Regions from separate parts of the Homo sapiens genome. Here region 1 is linked to region 2. A link is an interaction called in ENCODE POLR2A ChIA-PET data of the cell type or tissue named here. Cell type or tissue: OCI-LY7. All regions are shown on one strand. Each heading gives the region's core, and the rest is flanking DNA. Links, peaks and the distances in the headings are about the cores only. Region 1 overlaps STRBP (spermatid perinuclear RNA binding protein). Region 2 overlaps LOC105376265 (a long non-coding RNA gene).

Region 1 (8,000 bases), core at 1-8,000, 120 kb before region 2:
GTAATTTTAAGTGATTTCTGGTTTTGGTCATCCTCCTCCTCCTTTGCTCAAAGAAGTTCTAAAAGCATCCTAGGAAAGAGTATGAAGAGAAAAGGTAAGGTAAAACCTCAGCTAACTAACGTACTTAGATAACTGAAAGTTTTGCTATGTTAAGTGCTCGGGAAAAAGATTTTTGGTCCATAAGGAAATAATATCGTATCAGAGACTGGTTTTCCACACAAACACCATGAAAACTGGGCAGGGCAGGAGGGGCGGAGGGTGCTCGGGGAGAAAGGTTTAATTGTAAAAGTCACACTTAATTTCATGAATATTATTAGTAACAATACACTTGCACACATGTGTATATATGTGGGCATGTGTGTACATGTATACATTTTAATCTGAGATTAGTGTACAATCATCATCCCCATTTTACAAGAAAATGTATCTTTACCCAAACATAGATTTATTGTTGGAGAAATCTATTAGCTATGTTAAATTGAAAGATACTTCTCCTAATTTCCACCATTAGTCTTAAGAGTTCACACCTCTTTTACCTTCTGCCAGACAGCATTTCGAAGACCTAAAGGTATTTATATCTTTTTTAGTTTCTTTAGCCTAAAAAGCTTCAGTCTCCTAAAATTTGAGATGGTTTGTATACCCTGTACACCCTCCAGGGTAACCCCCTTGAATACTTGCTAACTAGACAAGAACCTTTTTAAACTGCGATGCTCATAAATAAAGACCCTCACTCAAGAGAGAAACAATGTGGAGTTTACAAAGTTGTGATCTGCACAGAGAAAGCTCTAACAATGCCAACTAAAGCTTGGCCCAATCTTCTCTGTCTTCAAAACAGGAGAGATGTGATAGATTTTCTGAATAAAAACTCCGATTTACTGTTGCACTGGTTCTCAACCCTTTTTCAATGCTGCAACATCTGAGGATGAGGAATATGATCATTCTCATAAGAAACAAGATTCATGAAAGGAACAGAAAGGGGGTGAGGTGGGTGAAAAAGCCACTAGTATGTCTGATTCTGATAATTCTACATGTAAGAGTAACGATGTTTACTATACTAACAGCAGAAATACAGATTAAATGCTAAAACAAAATAAAAATTGAAACGGGAACTTTATTAATATTCTAATAAACTACAAGTATAGTTAGCCAGAAAGCCCATTAATTAGCTTTCCACTTTGTAAAGCTTTATTGCATGTTTAATACATAAAGCTATGTTCCACTCTCCTTCCTCCAAATGATCACAAAAGGATTTTTTTAAAAGGGAGGGAAAGGTAAATAGATTCAACCCTATAAAAGACCAGAAAACATTTCTCCATCAAAATTGAAAGTGGAAAAGCCAAGTATGTTCTGTCACTTTAAAAACCATATATTAAGACAAAATGATAACATAGTGCCCCCAAAATTAATACAGGAGAATGTGCCAATCAGTAAAATAAATCTGAGTGTCAAGAATGGTACTAAAAAATCAGAGATGGTTTTGAGGGTCAGCTAGTGAATATGAAAGAAAATGATCTAGTAACAAAGCTAAGAAAAACAAACTTAGAATTCATACATCTTGAAAAAAAGACCCCTTTTAAAAGATATACAAATAAAAGAAACTAAATTTTAAAAAGTGAGTGGTGGTGGGGAGCATTCAACAATTCACAAGTTTGGACTTAGAGGCCAACATCTATTTCTGTGGCATTGATATGAAGACAAACTAATATAAAATTATCAAAAGCTGTAATTTAATTGGACCACAGACAATATGCATCTGAAACTGAAGATGATCACAGACTCCCAATCAGTGATGCAATGAGTCCTTGGGGTAGGCTGGCAGGGCAGGTCCTAGAATGACCAGAACCCCAGAATGGTTACCTTCATCCCTGAGGAGCCTTCAGCCTTCAGCAGCATCCTCCAGGGAACATGCCAGCATCATATTTTTCTAAATGCATCCCAGTGTAAAAAAGGTTTGGAGACAAGAAATAAACAGTAATTTCCATTAACAGAACAAAGAGGTGGCAAATTAACTGAGTCTTCAGTTTTAAAAATTACTATCTATGAAAGTCTCTCGTTGATAAGAAAGTCTCTTAGTCGCTAGAAAGTATCTAGGCTGTTTTCAATCTTCCAATTCTTTTCTGCAGTATACCAACCCTTCCAAGAACTTTATAATGGTGAGACCTAGCCTGGAAAAAATGAAGATTCTCAGCAAGATACAACGGAAAAGTTTAAGATGGTACCTTAATGGCCATCTTAATTTGGTAAATATATCCTGAGTACAAATCACCAGAAGTTTGCTTTAACTGTGATGAATTAGTCATTGACCCAGAGTAGCAGTACTCATTTTGTCTGTGTCTATCCTATTAGCTATTAGCAATTCTGGTTAATAATTTTTTCAAAGTCACTACCTATTTCACCTTTTTACAAATTCGCCTAGAGGTGCAGTTAAACTGTACTCACCTGAATCTGAATAGGAAGATTATCTTTGACTGTATTTAACAGGGTCTCTGTGGGTTTGTCTTTGCACATTAAAACCAGCTCCAAGTCCATATCATCTTTAATCAGCAAGCCTTTTGCAACCAGGCCAATCCTCATTACACCACACAATGTCCGACCACCTTGATCCCTAAAAATAAAAGTCTGCATGATTACTTTCACAACCTATTTCCCAAACTATAACTTAATCATCACTTGGCTTCCTGAATACTCTTACAAACTGATAAGGGAGTATGTAAATCCAGACATCCAAGTATCCACAAAATTAAGCCTCAGATTTGAGGCTTATAAAGTATCTATCTTCCCTCAAGGAGTCAATGGGGAACGTATTTCATACTACAGATCTTGTAATTCTTTACTACATTTATATTGCTTAAGAAAACTCAAAAATACTGTATTCTCTTAAATATTTTTTCAAATTGTTCTTTTAAATTTCCTTCTGGCCAGGTGCAGTGGCTCATGCCTGTAATCCCAACACTTTGGGAGGTCAAGGCAGGAGGATCATTTGAGCCCAGTAGTTCAAGACCAACCTGGGCAACACAGTAACACCCTGTTGCCACAAAAAATGTAAAACAATTAGCCAGGTGTAGTGGCATGCACCTGTAGTGCCAGCTATTCAAGAAGCAATGGAGAGAGGATTGTTTGAGCCCAGGAGGTTGAGGCTGCACTGAACCATGTTTGCACCACTGCACTCCAGCGTGGGTGACAGAATGAGACCCTGTCTCAAAAAATAAAAATAAACTTCCTTCTGTGTTAGTAGTAATTAGGCAATTTGTGAGGAACATGAATACCACTGTATATTGGGAAAGAACATCAGCACAGAAATCTAAAAGACCTGGATTCTACTCGTAGTGCCTGCTGACTCAGTATCCACAACAGTAAAATGACTATTGGCTAGATGAGCTAAAGTTCCTCCCAACTATATCATTCTAAAGTGCCTCCCTTTCTATATCAGCTTATGGGGAAAGCAGAAAAATGTGATAAAAGTATAGAGCTAAGGAAGGAAAGATAAACTGCCAGCATATGCATTCCAAATCCAGGAGTAGCTAAAAGAGCAAACACTCAAAGAAATCAAGTCATAAATGGTGCATAAGAAAGGTGCTCATCTATCCTTGATTTTAATTCTAAAAGTTTCTTATTGGTTCATTTCCCTTAATCACAAATGAAAATAGTAACTAAGTTTAACCGTCTTTCAACAAATAAGCAAGTGTTTGGGTATGGCAAACATATTTACAGGAGTTACAGTCTCTCCTGCTCCTGAGGCTTACTCTGTAGTTAAGCAACAAAAGCAGTAACAGTTTAAGTGCCCTATTTAAAAGGGGAAGAGAAAGTAACATCTGAGCACAAACAGGTGTCACATATTCTCATTTAAATCTCACCACAAGCCTCCATTTGCAAGACAAGAAATGTGAGCCTCAGAAAAGTTAATTGTTCAAGTTCACCAAGAAAGTAAAATGGCAAAGCCTAAATTCAAACCTAAGTTGTTTTGACCACAACATTCAGGTCCCTTACATTATATGATTGCTTCCCAAGTTCAGAAAAGGGAGAGGTCAAAATTAGAGATGTCAAGCAAGGCAAACTGAAAGTCTGACTTCAGCAGAATCTTGATCTACCTAGATGGGAAACAGTCATTCTAGCTATAAGCAAAGAATCAGCAGAGTTGGGCAAGAATCAGCAGAGTTGAGAATAAAATGGAAAGGGAGAAGGAAGAGAAACAAATTGTGGCAGTGGAAACTAGAAAGGAAGATAAATAATCCAGCCATGGGTTCAGTGCCTGGCACACTTATAGAGATTCAATAAACATTAAATCAATGAAAAATGTTAAAGGTGGTATAAATATAGAAATAAAAAGCATTTTAAAGCAGGTGACCAAGTGTAGGCAATTGTCTGATATTAACAATAGAGAATCAGTCATCTTTGATTTCTTCTTCCTCTGTATCCTTGTCCTCTCATTCTTCCAAGTCTAATATTGTAATGGTTTATAAATTATCCCTCTATAATCACCATCAAACTTGCAAACCAGTTTCTTCAGGCTTTTATTACCTCTCACGTAGACCACCTCAATAACCTCCTCCTTACTGGCCTTTCTGACCTCTGTCATCTCCAAAGTACTGTATACAGCAACCAGAATAATCTTCCAAAGGCGCTGATTGGATAACACTCTACCTACTAATTCATTGGTGTCCCACTGAACACTTGGACACTTACCATATTGGAAAGCAATTTAGAAAATGACATCGCTTCCTGGTTCAAATCCTGGCTCTGCTACTTACTGTGTGACATTGGACAAATTTCAAATAACTTGACTTCTTTTGAGCCTGCTTCCTCATTTGTAAAACAGGAATAATACCTTTCTCACAGAGTGGTAGTGAGAATATATGTTAACAAACTTTGGCCAGAGCCCAACAGATATTAACAGCTCAATAAACAACAGTTATTATTCCTTAAACAGTTCTATACTTTCTCATACCTAGATCGGTGCTGAGATTTATTTTTTTCTTTCACTTTCACCACATGCCAAAACCCTACCCCTATCCATCCTCTGAGCCTATTCCAAGTGCTACCTCCTTCATGGAGCTTTTGCAGATTTCCAGAACCAGCACATCATCGTCTCTCCCTGCTCTGTACTTTCACATGTTATTCACAGGAAACTGAAGAATAGATGCTAAGAAAACTGGATCTGGAGTCAGAGAAACTTCAATATGAGTCCTGGTTCAACCACACATATTTACTAAGTAGCCTTAAGCAAGTTAAAGTTTGTTAATGATTCTGAGTCACTCTTTTTTTTATAAGCAAGTTTGGAGCACAGGAAATTTCACAAGTAAAACAGGAGTGGAGAAAGGAAGATAATAATATTAGAGACTGGTAGATTTGCTGCAAGATAGTAGGAAAAGTATGTGGTACAATAGTTGGCACTCAATAAACAGTAGCTGTTATTAGCTCAGTTATTAAATTCTAAACCATAATTATGATATACTTGGTCTTATCAGCCCACAGGTAGAAGACAGCATGATTGAGCAAAAAATCAATTCCTAATTCAAACAGTTCTGAATTTCAATTTAAAAATTGGAACATAGCAGTTATTGTAAAGCAAGCAACCCAATGTATTTGAATTTACTATATGTGAATTTAAAATTAAAAACAGAATTCTAATATTCCTAATAATACATATTGTAGGACCTTGTATAAGTTATTTGACTTTTGAATCCATTTTGAAAAAGGTAAAGCATTAAGTTAAATTAAGACAGCATAGGTAAAAGCTGCCTAACCGTGCCTGGCAATGGAAAATGCTTAATTGCTTAATAAATACAAGCTACCCCCCACCCATCTCTGTGTCCTTCAGAGTGGTTAACACTCACCAGGTGCACAATATATGTTTATTACCAGAACACAACTCTGTCCTTGGAATACATGCCAGCCTCTGATATAAGAATAGAATCTCATTCTGCACTCCTTGAGTTCCACCACATGGGAAGGATCATAGGCAAGGGCTCACCCAGGGACTGTTCCACAAAACGGAAAGACTGTACATAGACAACCAAGAGCATCCACACACAGAAGTATAAAATCCAGGCCTGGCATGGTGGCTCATGTCTGTAATCCCAGCACTTTGGGAGGCCAAGGCAGGATAGCTTGAGGTCAGGAATTCGAGACCAAATTCGGCAATGCAGCAAGACTCTGTCTCTCCAAACGAAATTCTTTTTTTTTAAATTAGCCAGGCATGATGGCACACACTTATAGTCCTAGCTATTCAAGAGGCTGATGTAGGAGGATCACTTGAGCCCAGGAGTTCAAGGCTACAATAAGCTATGATCACACTACTACGCTCCAGCCTGGGCAACAGAGCACCCTATCTCTAAAAAAATAAAAATAAAAATAAAACTTCAAATAAAAGTATGGAGCATATTATCCTGTACAAGTCTTTAAATCACAGACCTCATCCAGTTAAGCAAGTCTATAGGAGTGCTTTCCAAAATATGCCAGGCTTGAGAAGAAACAAAATTAGAAAATGTATTAAAAAGACATAAACTTCACTGAAATGTATACTTACAATTAGTAAAAATAGCAAATCTTATGTTATATATTTTACCACAATAAAAAAATTTTTAACATGACATAAACATGTAGCAAAGTGCAACTTAAATCTGGAATACGTGACTATTTAACTTGCACAGGAGCTGAGATACATATAGAACTAAATAATTAGATAACATTACTAATGAACATGAATTCCAAATCTAACAGTAACATTTGTACAGACATCATATATGAGAAAAATTACACATTTCCAAGAACCTTCAGTGACAAGACCATGACCAGACACAATGTATAAACTGCCTGTAAATAGTTTAAAAAAATTGTGCTCTTCAGCAATAAAACTGACACACTGATTATCTTTGATCTGAAGATAAAAAAAGTTATACTATCTTTCAGTGAAGAAAATCCATTTATCAATACTTTCCTATTATTATTTACTTATCACACTGATTTAAAGTTAAAAGCTGCAAAAATTCTGTAACCTCTTTCACTTACAAATTATAGCCAAAGCAATGTTTTTATTCATAGAGTATAGTCAAATGAGCTCCATCTTTCAAAGTTAGACACTTATTCCAATCATTGTGACAACTGCTCAAAACAGTAACTTTAAGCTTAGCCTGGCATAAAAAGATTAATGACCTAACTCCAGGTACCATTTCAGTTTCACTAATCTATTATTGTCACACTTAGAATATGCTACTATAATTGTTGAGGGGTGTGGGTCCCATTAGATCTTTATCCAATCCACAAATATACAAAGAGCAGTTATGATATGCAAGACACTGCTAAATTCCTGGGAATCAGTGAGGTAGATACAGTCAAAAATACCTTTAAAATACATTTTCCTACACTCTTTCTTCTACACAAGGATTTTTAAATGCCTTACAAAAATGGTATTTTATGATCTCCCCAGAGATCAAAAACACTACTATTTATTTGAAAATTTAGGAGGCTGAATCAACACAGGAAAAAGATCATAACTTTGAAACATAATGATTTTAAAGGACTTGGTGTTCTCTCAAAAGGGATCCTAAGCAGGTCCATTTTCTTTCTCTGGCTCTAATCTTTATTCTTTACTTGCTTTCCTTTCAAATTTAACTCAGAAAATCTCCATGTAACATTTACTTCCTTGGTTATAGTCTCACATATGCATAAGACAAAATCCAAAAAACAGCATAACACACACTCAATCCAGCAGACCTTAGAGCTTTGCTGTGCACTCTAGCACAGCGTCCCAGAGGTCAGTCCACACTCACTTGGAATAGTTTTCTCCGGCCTCATCTTTCTTCACTTCTGTCTCACCCTCTGTTTTTGTGCCTTTATTTGTTTCATCCAACCAATCTGAGACATGTTTAAGAGCACATTCAACAGTAGATACCATATTCTGAACAGCTTCAAGTTCCTCCGGAGATGGATAGATTGTTGAATGTTTCACCATAACATGGCGATCATCATTAGCAAAAGATCGAATAGATCTCTGTTAGAAG
Region 2 (13,193 bases), core at 2,554-10,553:
TGATATGATCTGTCCATGGTCCTGAAGACAGAGGTGCCAATGATGACGCTTTTTCATCTCTGCTGTTTCTGCTCCTGGTTCATCCCTTGTTCTGCCCATTCCATTTGTGGACAACACAAAACACCTGGGATTTCTCTACCCTATTCTTCTTATGAACATCGAGCGAGTACAACCCTCTGGGGTCTCTACTGATTCCCTGCTCACATCCCCTTTCCCTCCACATCAGACTGTCTGCATCTCCCAGGACAGAACTCCCACATCTCCCAGGAGCTCCAGCTGCAGCTTCAACTTTCAGTACCTAGCAGCTGGGCTTACTCCAGGAAGACACTGGTGGAATGGAGAGAGCAGAGACTTCCAGTTCAAATTCTGACTCCATCACTCAGGCAAATAGCTAATCCCCCTGATCACCAGCTTCCTCAAAGGTCAAGTGAGGACAATTGTTATACTTCGCAGGATTGCTGCGAAGATGTGAGAGTGTATGGAAAGTATCTGGTTCAGGTACCTGATGCAATGTGGGTGCTCAATAAATGCTCATTACCCTTTTATAGCCCTGTTCCCCTTGTGGGGTGGCAAGGAGAGGTGGAGGCTTCTGGAAGACAAAGCTCAAAGATGGAGTCCACTAGGCTAGGAAATAGCTTGGCAGCTGGAGTGAGAGCAAGGGAGGATTCAGGGGTGGCAGAGATCAAAGCCTAAATTATGCAGATTATTCCTTTGTTCCTTGTAGTTTGCACTTGCTTTGGTGCCTCCTGGGGTGTGAGGAAAGACAAGCTCACATCATATGCACACAGATACACAAAAGTACACAGGGACAAACATACACATGAACCTAAATGCACATGAAAATAAACCCCACCACAACACACACAAACACACATATGCATGCTCACAAGTGTGTGTATGCACTCTGAACACAAATTTATCTACGTGTTCAGGCAATTGTTCAGAAGCTCATGTGCTCATGAACATGTGTAAATGCACAATCTTGTGTGTTCATGCAAGCACATATACACACACACATGTTCACAACCACTAGTCCACACAGGCATGCATAAATGCTTGTCCACATGTGTGCACACTCCCTTTTCAAATCCCCAACTCAAAATAGAAGCATAAGGTGCAACATTTGTGCCTCTCTGTCGTTGAGAGAGAGGAGGCTTTAGAAAGACAGCTTTGCAAAAGAATGTAGAGAAATTGACAGGGATTCCATGCATTTCAGGAAAGGTTAAGAGGTGGAGGGTGTCCAATAGCAATAGCTGGATGAAAGGGTACAGAGGAAACTAGTTCAACCAATGTGGAAGTCAGTGTGGCGATTCCTCAGGGATCTAGAACTAGAAATACCATTTGACCCAGACATCCCATTACTGGGTATATACCCAAAGGACTATAAATCATGCTGCTATAAAGACACATGCACACATATGTTTATTGCGGCACTATTCACAATAGCAAAGACTTGGAACCAACCCAAATGTCCAACAATGATAGACTGGATTAAGAAAATGTGGCACATATACACCATGGAATACTATGCAGCCATAAAAAATGATGAGTTCATGTCCTTTGTAGGGACATGGATGAAATTGGAAATCATCATTCTCAGTAAACTATCGCAAGGACAAAAAACCAAACACCGCATGTTCTCACTCATAGGTGGGAATTGAACAATGAGAACACATGGACACAGGAAGGGGACCATCACACTCTGGGGACTGTTGTGGGGTGGGGGGAGGGGGGAGGGATAGCATTAGGAGATATACCTAATGCTAAATGACGAGTTAATGGGTGCAGCACAGCAGCATGGCACATGTATACATATGTAACTAACCTGCACATTGTGCACATGTACCCTAAAACTTAAAGTATAATAATAATTAAAAAAAAGAAAAAAAAAAAAAGAAAGGGTACAGAGGATAAGGTGGGTCTATTAGGGGGAGGGGATAACCCAAGGCATCCACTATCAACCTGAACCCAAATTAACCAAAGGTTTATGCCAGAGTCCCCCAACCAATTGATCACCATACTAGTCACAGCCAAATAAGGCTCAATTATGAACACGTAGCACCTCTGATAGGTCAAGCACTGTTTGAAGCCCTTTACACGTATTAACTTATTTAATCCTCAACAATAATAAGGTAGTTTTTTTCTTTCAATTTTCAGACTGGGGAAACTGAGTCAGGGTACCTGGCCTCTCCAAAAGATGAGACACCCAGATTCAAGCTTGACTTCCAACTTTTGACTCCTTCCCTAAACTTGTTCAGATGCCATCTCCAGATTCCCTACAGACTGGTCCCCTTCTGAGGCAGGAGAATTGCTTGAACCCAGGAGGCGGAGACTGCAGTGAGCCGAGATCGCTCCACTGCACTCCAGCCTGGGTGACAGAGTGAGATTCTGTCTAAAAAAAAAAAAAAAAAAAAATACCTCTATTTAAATTTTTTTATTGCCTTTTTTTTTTTTTTTTTTTTGAGACAGGGTCTCACTCTGTCATGTAGGCTGAGGTGCAGTGGCATGATCACAGCTCACTGCAGCCTCAACTTCCAGGGCTCAAGAGATCCTCCCCACCTTAGCCTCCCGAGTAGCTGGGACCACAGATGGGCACCACTACGCCCGGCTAACTTTAAAATTTTTTTGTAGCAATAGGGGCTCCCTATGTTGCCCAGGCTGGTCTCAAACTCCTGGGCTCAAGCAATCTTCCCACCTCAGCCTCCCAAAGTGCTGAGATTACAGGTGTGAATCACCTTGTCTGGCCTTAAATTGGTTTTGAGATGATTATTTTGGAGGTATTTTAAAATAGCAATAATCCCATCTAATCAGATATGACCAATATTAGCACTTAGATGTATCTTGGAAATCTGTTTTGTATAGCTAATTATTCTCTCTCTCTCTGACTCTATTCACATATATTTATATATGTACCTGCATTTGGTATATATAAAAAATGAATAAATTTTAAAGGGATTACCAAATGCAAGTTGTTATCTGTATTTTAAAATTTAGTAATATATTAAACACATGTTTACACATCCATAAATGTAATTCCATAATATCAAACAACTTTTTTCCAGTGTGTTAAGAAAATGCAGTGATAGGCTTTCTTGCTCATATACCTGTACACAATTCTTTAGTATTTTCCTTAAAATATCTGAAGAATAGAATTATATATCTTTAAAATAAACTTCATTGAGAAATTACACATTTTAAAGCATTTTGATATATATTGCCAAAATGCTCTTCAGAAAGTCTTAACAGAATTGTACTCACATTTGCAGTATACAAATGTTTCTCTTACCATATTGTTGCTAGTACATATTGCGTATTAGCAGGTTTTATTATTCTAAAGTTCACGGACTAAAACATATCATCACAATCTGATTTAATTTACATTGTAATAATTAACAAGGTTGTACTTTTTTATGTTTAATACCCATTTGTATCATTTCTACATTCATGGATTTCCTTTGCTTTTTTAAATTTAAAATATAATCTCATTGCTTTGTTTAGCTTTTTAACACTACATGTTAATTGCAGAAAATTTAGAAAATAACAATATAAGAAATAAAACAAAACTTAGTCAGATACTCAGCCATATTGTAGATTTTTTTTAGAAAGAGAGATTTAGAAACAGAAATCACATACTTACCACATATACCAAATAATATTATGCCCTTTGTAGCTTTATAGACTGCTTTTGAATTATAGAACAGTTATTTTCCTATGTTATTAGGTATTGTTTTTAAAACATGATTTTTATATATGCACAAATGTATTTATATCTTAATTTACTTGATAATCGTCCTAACTTGGACACATAGGTTTCTTCCAAGTTTTGCTTTCATAAATAACAGAGTAATAAACATCTTTATCCTCAAGTTTTTTCATCTTTTACTATTATCCTCAGGATAAATTCCTGGAGGAAATGTTTCTATATAAAAAGTCATGAAGAGGTTTTTGTTTTGAGGCTTTTGATATATATCGTCAAACCCTATTCCAGCGTACACAGTCACCACCAAGTGGAAAAGTGTCTGTTTTGCGGCACTCTTGCCAAACTGGGTATTAAAATGTTAGGTGAAATTTGGCACCTCATTGTCATTTTCATGTTTGTTTCTTTGCTTACAATGAGCCTGACCATGTGTCTTCTGTTTCCAATCTAACAGGCCGCAGCGGGGAGTGGAGAAAGTGGGTTTTCTATGCTTGGCTTTTTCCTCCACCACTTGTTACAGAGTTGGGCAAAATGTTTTTAAACCATGTTTGTTAATTAGAATTTTAAAATAATTTTAGTAATGTTAATAGCTTTCACTAAAAACCTACCATTCTTTTCAGCCTTCAGCCTTACCCTCTTATAAGTCACTCTCCACATATCATCAGAGTGGTCTTTCCAAAACACAGACCTGATTGTTTCACCCCCTCTGCCTACAACCTTCAGTGGCTCACTATTACCTACAGGATAGAGTTCAAGCTCCTTGTCCTGACATTTGAAGCCTTCATGGTTTTACCTCAACATTCCTTTCCAGCCTCATCTCCTATAGATGCCCCAGACCTCCCCTTCCTGATGCCATGACTAATGTGTTACCCACATTACTCCTACTTGCTGTTTTTATTTCAGATGTAAGGCCTTTGTTCACACTGTTCCCCTTGCCTGAAATACCTTCTCTCTTTTTCACCTGGCAAAGGCTTTCTGAGCCTTTGAGATTTAGCTCAATGTCTGCTTTCCTGCTTCCCCGCTTCCCCGAAGAGAGAGCACTTTGGTCCTGTCCCTGTGTCTCATAACACAATGTTCACATCTCGTCATTATTTGTGCGTGTTCCCAGCTCCTCCACTACACTTTGAGTCCTTAAGGGCAGGAACTTAGCACACACATTTACCTCCCCGGTGCATAGACTAGCGCCTGGCAGAGAGTAAGGGCCTTGGAAATGTTTGTTGTTGGAGAACTGTGTCTCTCAGATAATTTAATATTTGATTATAAAGCTCACACTCTGGCACAAAAGCTGTCATTGAAGACATATAAATTAAAACACAAAATTCCTCATCAAAATGTCTCCCAGGAATGGCTGGGTCAGAGCAGTTGGCTAGCTGCTAAGGTGTTTAATAAAACCCCAGTTAATTAACAAGAAAAAGATTCCTTTGTGGTTTGCTTCACGGCGGAGGACAGCAAGAAGCTTATGCTGGAGACAGGTCTGGGTTTCATTTCAGGTTTCTTTCAGAAATTTTAGGGATAGAAGAGTAAAGGGGAGATAGGAGCTGTTTTTGACCCAGGCCAAGCTACTGAAGGGTTGCCCTAATTCCCCTGAGTCTGCAGTTCCCAGTCCGCCACACACTCTTGTTTCCCTGATGCTGGGAGAATAAATTAGTGCAATCTCTTTGAAGAGCAATGTGATAGTATGACAATGTGTACCCACTTTGACCTAGCATTCTACTGCTAGGAATCCAAGCTACAGAAATAACAGCTCAAATATGAAAGGAAATGGGTGTGATGATGTGTTGTTATTTCATTGCTTGGGGTAAGAATAAGCAATCTAAGGCCGGGTGCGGTGGTTCATGCCTGTAATCCCAGCACTTTGGGAGGCTGAGGCGGGTGGATCACGAGGTCAGGAGATCAAGACCATCCTGGCTAACACGGTGAAGCCCTGTCTCTACTAAAAATACAAAAAAATTTGCCAGGCGTGGCGGCGGGCGCCTGTAGTCCCAGCTACTCGGGAGGCTGAGGCAGGAGAATGGCGTGGACCTGGGAGGCGGAGCTGGCAGTGAGCCGAGATCGCGCCACTGCACTCCAGCCGGGATGACAGAGCAAGACTCCGTCTCAAAAAAAAAAAAAAAAAAAAAAAAAAAGAAAAGAAAAGAAAAAGAAAAAGAAAAAAAGAATAAGCAATCTAAGCTTTATCCAACTACAGAATCCACGGAAATGTTATAAAGAATAAGGTAGATTTGTATGCTCTGAGATGAAAGTGACAGCAGATACAGGATTCCATTTTGCAAAATAACAACAAAACTTTGTACATGAACACACACACACACATACACATACACACAGAGTTTGCCAAGCTATTAAGAAAGATCTAGTAGGATACACATCTAACTTCTAGGGAGCACATTATGGAAGAATCAAAGGAATACTTTCATTGTTTATTCTCACAAATATGTATTGTTTCAATTTTTACAAGCATTTATTAATTTTGAAGTTAAAGAGAAAATAAAGCACTTTATAAAGCTGGTTCCCAACTATCTTTTCAATTCTGACTCACATGGCTTCCGAATCGTGTTTTCTTTTTAAGCATATCCTATCTATTATGTGGTTTGATTGTCACAACAGACCCATGGTACATATCATTATTATCATTTCCATTTTACACATCAGGAAACTTGAATTCATGAATTCTGGTCTTCAATGCATCAAATTCACGATGAGAAAAGACCATAGCCAATGGTAGTACAAATGCTAAGAAAATAGCACCCTCTATTCTGCTAGTGAGAGAATAAATCCATACAAGCCTTCTAGGGAGCAATTTGACAATAACATATCAACATTCTTTAAAATCTGCATATCCTTTATCCTAGCAATTCCTTTTCTGGAAATTTATCCCAAGGACATAATTAAGGATGTGCACAGAGTTTCAGCTACAAGGATATTCATTTAAGAAGATGCTTACGATACTAAAAAATTGGAAACCACTGAAGTATCCAAGAATAGAAAATTACTTAAATAAATTATGTTCCATTCATACAAGAGAATACTATAAAGTCATTAAGTAGCAGTGAAAAGGCATATTTAATGGCAGGGAACACAATTCATGATACATTTTTAAAAGTAGGTCACAAACAGGCCTAGTGCAGTGGCACATGCCTATAATCCCAGTACTTTGGGAGGCCGAGGCAGGAGGATCACTTGAGCCTAGGCATTCGAGGCTGCAGTGAGCTATTATTACGGCACTGCACTCTGGCCTGGGTGACAGAGTAAAACTCTGTCTCTGGGGAAAAAAAAAAAAAGTAGGTCACAAACAGTCCATATTACATGAGTCCATTTTTGTTTTTGTTTTTTAACATATTTAGGCCGGGTTGCAGTGGCTCACACCTGCAATCCCAGCACTTTGGGAGGCCAAGGCAGGCAGATCACTTGAGGTTGGGAGTTCAAGACCAGCCTGGCCAACATGGCGAAACCCCGTCTCTACTAAAAACACAAAAATTAGCCGGGCGTGGTGACACGTGCCTGTAGTCCCACCTACTTGGGAGGCTGAGGCAGGAGAATTGCTTGAACCCAGGAGGCAGGGGTTGCAGTGAGCCAAGATCACACCACTGCACTCTAGCCTGGATGACAGAGAGATCCTGTCTCAAAAACAAAAAACAAAAACAAAAACATATGTAATATGCTTTTTTTAAAAATGGAAGAAAAACACACCAAAATGTTCATACTAATTACCCCTAGCGACTGAGAATACAGGAGATTTTTTTTTCATTTTCTCCTTTTCTTAGCTGTATTTTCACGACTCCCTCCGGCTAAATTTCTTACAATGAAAATGCATCGCTTTGAATAAGACAAAAATTGTATTGATTTGTTTTCAAGAAGATGCATCTTCTTATTCCTCCCCCGAAGCAAGTTTTGTAGTCTTGCCTATGTGCCTCCTTTCCTCCTAGATCAATGACCTATCCATAGCTACCCCGGCATTCTATAAAGCCAGCTCCTCCAGGAAGTCTGCCATGATCTCTGCTGGCTGCTGGGCTTCCTAGCTTACATTCAGCTTTCTGTCTGCTTGCACGGTAGTGTGACACTTACTGCCAAAGCCTGCTGGGATATGGCTTATCAGCCCAGGAAGCTTAAGGCATCCCCAAAGCGGCTGCTCAGTCCCTGTTTCTTTAAATAGATCTGGCTGCTTACAAAGCAGGTATTGGAGTGCCTAAAAGCCCAGCGGCCTTCAGAAGCCCCTGCCTCTGGCATTCGCTGGAGACTTTCCCACTCAACTGGTGTCACTCTGTTCTTCATGCTCAGCTTACAGAAGCCTTGGCTCGGTCTCAATGCTTCCCGCACCCTGTGGCTCCCCTTGCCCCGGCCACTGGTCTACATGTGCTTTGGAGTTCACCTTCCGGTTGCATTGATGCTCCAGATAATAATCAAAGCCATCTCCCCCAGGCCCTCAAACCCTGCGCCACTCACCCACACAAAGACAGGGGATGATAAAAACCATAGTTCTTGTGTGCTAAGCACCTGCTATATGCTTGGCACTTTACATGCCTATCTCCTTTACTCTGTAAAAATAACAACCGTAGCTATCATTGAGTCCTTTTTCTGTGCCAGCTACTGTACTCTTTATATGCATCTGCATTTCCCAGAGTATGAAAGAGAGGCTCAGAGGAGTAAAGTGAGTTGTCCAAGGTCACAGAGCTAGTAAGGAAGTGGTGGTGCCTCGTTTCAAACCAACCCTTGTCTGACTGCCAGCCTCATGCCCCTAATCCCTACCCTGTGCTGCTCTTATAACCACCCTGTGGGATAGGCAGGAAAGATGAGAAAACTGGGTTTCAGCAAGGTTAAATCTCAGTTCAGGGTCATTTTAACACAGCGTCAGAGGGACCTGAGAGCTTGCAGTGAGAAGATGCTGGTCTGGGTAAGGAACTGGGTGAATAGGAAGGTCACAGAAGGTGAGAGTCTGGTGTGGGTGAGGAATGGGGCTAGGTCCTCCACCAGGGAGGCAGGGATCCAAGGCTGGGCTCTAATCCTGGCAGGAGAAGTGCAGGCTGGGAAGGCAGCTTCCCAGGGCTCCCCTCCACCCCGGAAACACTACCCACCCATCTGGGACAGCATAGCCATTTCTCGATCATATCTGCCATTGTCCTTTGTCCCGGGGCTCAGGGACCATGTGGGGTTGTGTGTGCTGACAGAGGTGGAGGAGGGGGACTCAGGGCCTCTGGTGTCTGGGAGGCTCAGATAGGCCAGGGTGTTCTCTGTTCACCTGCTGGACACTGGGCTGCTATGCTCAGGGGCAATGGCTCATACCACATCTCCTCTATCTGGAGTGTAATAAAAAGATCCAGGTGCCTAAGGCAGCAAGGTGAATCTGGGCCCCAAAGTTCTCGGCTCAAGTCCTGGTCTACCACTGACTTGCCTGGGACTTCAGGTACATCACTTTCTGTCTTGGCATTGTAACAGCTCCTGTTGGGGCTGTGGAGCACTGGTGTGTGGGTAAGTGTTGTGAGAAGTAGAGTCAAGAGTAGCTGGTGTCAGCTGCCACGGTAGCTGCGATCCTAGCACTTTGGGAGGCCAAGGCAGGTGAATCTCTTGAACTCAGAAGTTCAAGACCAGCTGGAACAACATGGCAAAACCCTGTCTCTACAGAAAATACCAAAAATTAGCCAGGCATGTTGGTGTGCGCCTATAGTCCCAGCCACTCTGGAGACTGAGGCTGGAGGATTGCTTGAACCCAAGAAGTTGAGGCTGCAGTAAGCTGTGATTGTGCCACTGCACACTCCAGCCTGGGTAACAGAGTGAGACCCTGTCAAAAAAAAAAAAAAAAAAAAAAAAAAAAAAAAAAAAAAAAAGCAGGTATGTGACTTTGGAAAACAGTCTGGCAGTTCATCTAAAAGTTAAACATAGCATCCCTGTATGGCCCAGCGGATGCACTCCTAGGTATACACCCAACAGAAATGAAAACACATGTTCACACAAAAACTTTTACACGACTGTTCATAGCAGCGTTATCCACAGTAGTCAAAAAGTGGAAATAACCCAAAGCCACCAACCAATGAACGGATACCAAAATGCAGTATTTCCACATAATAGAATATTATTCAGCCATAAAAAAGAATGAAGTACTGATGAGTGTTATGACATGGAAGAATCTTGAAAACAGAAGCTAGGCACGAAAGGTCACATACTGTATGATTCCATTTTTATGATTGGCCAGAATAGGCCAATCCACAGAGACAGAAAGTAGGAGCAGGGGAAATTGGGGGAAGGGACAGCTAATGGGTACAAGGTTTCTTTTGGGGTATTGAAAATGATCTGGAAATAGTGATGATGGGTGCACAACCTTATGAATAGAATAAAAACCACTGAATTGTACACTTTAAGGAAGAATTTAAATGATAGGAGAATGGTTTGTTTTTGTTTTTGAGACAAAGTCTTGCTCTGTCACCCGGGCTGTCGTGCAGTGGTGCGATCTCAGCTCACTGCAACTTCCGCCTCCCGGGTTCAAGCGATTCTCCTGCCTTAGTTTCCTGCGTAGCTGGGACTACAGGCACCCACCAACACGCCCGGCTAATTTTTGTATTTTAGTAGAGACAGGGTTTCACCATGTTGGCCAGGCTGATCTTGAACTCCTGACCTCAAGCGATCTGCCCGCCTCCGCCTCCAAAGTGCTGGGAGAATGTTTTTAAAAGAGAGAATAGCGAGCATTTCCTTCTCCAGATTCCATGCTAAGCACTTCCCATGTGCCTTGTGTAATCCCCACATCAAACCTAGAAGAGAAGAACCCTCATTATGCTTATTTCATAGGTGAGGAAACTGAGGCAGGGAGCGGTTCAATAGCTTCCCCAAGGTGGCACAGCTCTGGTGCCACATGCAAATGCAAGGTCAGTGTGGACGGCATTGCACCTCCACTGAGACCACAGGGTACTTTGTACAAGCTTTTCCTGTGGACAGTCTCCTTGTTCATCTTCCCTATCAGCCCATGCGGGCCTGGAGAGCAGACACCTTATTCAGCGACTCCCCACAACACAGCTCAAGGCCTGGCTCATAGACGTCTGTTGAATGGAAGGAGCACTGCACTATCTTTGCCCTCTCGGCTGGTTTGCAGAGAAATCGACTTTTCACAAAAGCACAGCATCCGCTGTGAAATCTTCAGGCTGCCAGAGGCTGCTTCACGCTCACCCTGAGGTTGCTGAGATGAGAGGCAAGAACCACCTCAAGTCGAGACAAAATGCATTTGTGGTTTTGAAGGAAAGTCGTTAGAAGACAAAGTCTGTCTTCCAAGGCCAAGGTTGCTCCAATTCCGTTTACTTAAAGTAGAAAGAAGACAATCCCTGCCCCGATGGGTCTGCGCTGGCTTGTAGGAAGGAGAGATTTTGCTGAGTATCCAACACTAACCGCAGGAGAGAGCAGAGGGGAGACAGTGGGAGCCAAAGCAAACATTCTGAAGTCAGAGATAATGGGAGAAGGTAAGAGGAAGAATAGGCTTGGAGGCCAAGCAGGAAGCAGGTCTGAAAGGAAGGGTGGGAAGGCAGGAAGCGTCCCGAGCACTTATGAGAAGATGGCCCTCCAGAGTCTGAGGGGGAGGTCTTGGAGGAACCTGGGCTGGCTGAGCTGGAGTCACAGCTGGCCTGGCCAAGACTCCTCCAACAGTCTGCTCCTGGGCCTCCCTGACTTGGGCCTCTCCCTGTCCTGTCATCCTCCATTTGAACCCAAAGTGTCCTTTCAACACACAGATTGTTCCTGTCCCAAAACCCTTCCACGGCTCCCCACTGAGAAGCATTCAGACGAGGCACTCCAGGCCTCAGGGTCCAAATGAAGTCGCAGGCCAGGTGCGGTGGCTCATGCCTGTAATCCCAGCACTTTGGGAGGCCAAGGCAGGAGAATTACTTGAGTCCAGGAGTTTGAGACCAGCCTGGCCAATATGGTGAAACCCCATCTCTACTAAAAATACAAAAATTAGCCTGGCGTGGTGGCGCACACCTATAATCCCAGCTACTCAGGAGGCTGAGGCACGAGAATCACTTGAACCCGGGAGGCAGAGGTTGCAGTGGGCCGAGATCATGCCATTGCACTCCAGCCAGGGTGACAGAGCGAGACCCTCCCTTTGTCCTTTCAGCTTCCCTTCCCCACTTCTCTCTGTGGCAATCCCCTAGGATCTCATGCACCAACCTTCTTATTCTTCCCCAAGTGAACTCCGCCTTTCTTGCTTTTTCCGTATTTTCTCTTTTTCCCAGATATGTCTCATCTCCTCCAATAGCCCCTTGTGGGACTATTTTCTCCACTTCTTTGAATCTCCCTCAATGTCTAATCTGGGGCTGGCCATGGACGCATGCTCAGTAACTACCAGAAAAACGAATCCAGTAGCCAGAAGGATGGAACACAGAAGGATTCTGGGCAACTGACCTGCCTAGTTCACGCTTATAGAGCTTGACGTGTTAGGCCGGGTTCACAGGTTTGCCAGGAAACAGACCCTGGGGAAAGGGTGGGGTCTAAACGGCATATCTGGGAGGTGGACGCTAACACAGAGTACGTTTGAGGGTAGCCACCTTTCTGAGCACCTCCGGCTCCATCCTGCTGAGGTCCTCTAGGAAATGGGAGAAAGCACAACTTCTAGTTGTCCCACCTGGAAAGTAAAGGATGCTGAAGTATTTACCTCCCGTCTCCCACTCACCTGGCTCAGGGCAGTTCCTGGGGTGTTTACACCTGTGGCCTGCTCCTGGCTCAGGCTGAAGGACACCTGTGGTGTGAGAGTCACAGATGCTTGCAGCAGGACCCCATAGGCAGGCTCCAGATGAGTGGGAGGGGATCAGACAGGCCCCCACTCTCCCAGCCTCTGTGCCTTTGCTGTGCTATTCCATCCCTGAACTGCCCTCTTCCAGGTCTCTTCTCCACTAGCAGTGAGCTCCTACACCTCCTTCGAGGCCCAGCTAAACGTTCTCCCTCTGGGAGGCTTCGCCTGACCACCCCAGAAGAGTTAGGGCCTCTCTCCCATGGACTCCCACCAGCACCCTTCCTCTCTCTTTTTAAATTTTATTTTATCATCATTATTATTTTTTTTGAGACGGGGTCTCATTCTGTTGTCAGGCTGGAGTGCAGTGGCACGATCTTGGCTCACTGCAGCCTTGACTTCCTGGGCTCAAGCGATCCTCCCACTTCACCCTTCTTCTCTTATCACTTTGTGCAGTGGCTCCCACAACAGCCACCCGCTGTTATCACCTTGCAACTGTGGTCTTGTCTGCCTGCCTCCCGGACTGCGAACTCTGCAAGGGTGAGGTCTCTGTCTGATTCATTGTGCCCCTAGCAGCAGCAGAGAGAAGGTGTCCTGTGAGTGACTGCATGAGAACAGCTGAATGAATAAGCAACAATAATAACTAACTATGTGCCCGACTCTGAGCTAACTTCCTTACACGTGACGCTTGTTTAATCTACCCAGACACTTACAAGGTAGGTGCTACTGTCACTGTTGACCTACAGATGAGGCAGCAGAAGCACAGAGGGCAAAAGGAACTTGCCCCAGGGCCCC

The links. ChIA-PET counts read pairs that join two places held together with the same protein. Peaks named below come from ENCODE experiments on the same cell type or tissue, not always from the same donor. Only the 100,000 strongest peaks of a DNase experiment are listed, where the experiment ranks them.
Region 1: POLR2A ChIA-PET joins it to region 2 with 11 read pairs; 2 of 35 experiments call an interaction of 5 or more read pairs at or near these places.

What each region holds. Positions count from the first base shown.
Region 1 is chr9:123,171,238-123,179,237 of GRCh38, forward strand. STRBP (spermatid perinuclear RNA binding protein) reads right to left here. Exons shown (of 19, transcript NM_018387.5): 4 at 7,770-7,990; 5 at 2,440-2,605. Among named protein-coding and RNA genes, the nearest start is that of MIR600HG, 60 kb to the left of the region's middle. RefSeq lists enhancers at 3,557-4,268, 4,989-5,048. In OCI-LY7, for the core only: a CTCF peak has its summit at 169; DNase peaks (open chromatin) are centred at 3,084, 3,834 and 4,744; H3K4me3 peaks cover 4,210 bases; H3K27ac peaks cover 8,000 bases.
Region 2 is chr9:123,291,942-123,305,134 of GRCh38, forward strand. It overlaps LOC105376265 (a long non-coding RNA gene), which reads right to left. Exons shown (of 4, transcript XR_930331.3): 4 at 12,884-12,967. Among named protein-coding and RNA genes, the nearest start is that of STRBP, 30 kb to the left of the region's middle. RefSeq lists an enhancer at 13,015-13,064. In OCI-LY7, for the core only: no CTCF peak of the experiment used is centred there; no DNase peak of the experiment used is centred there.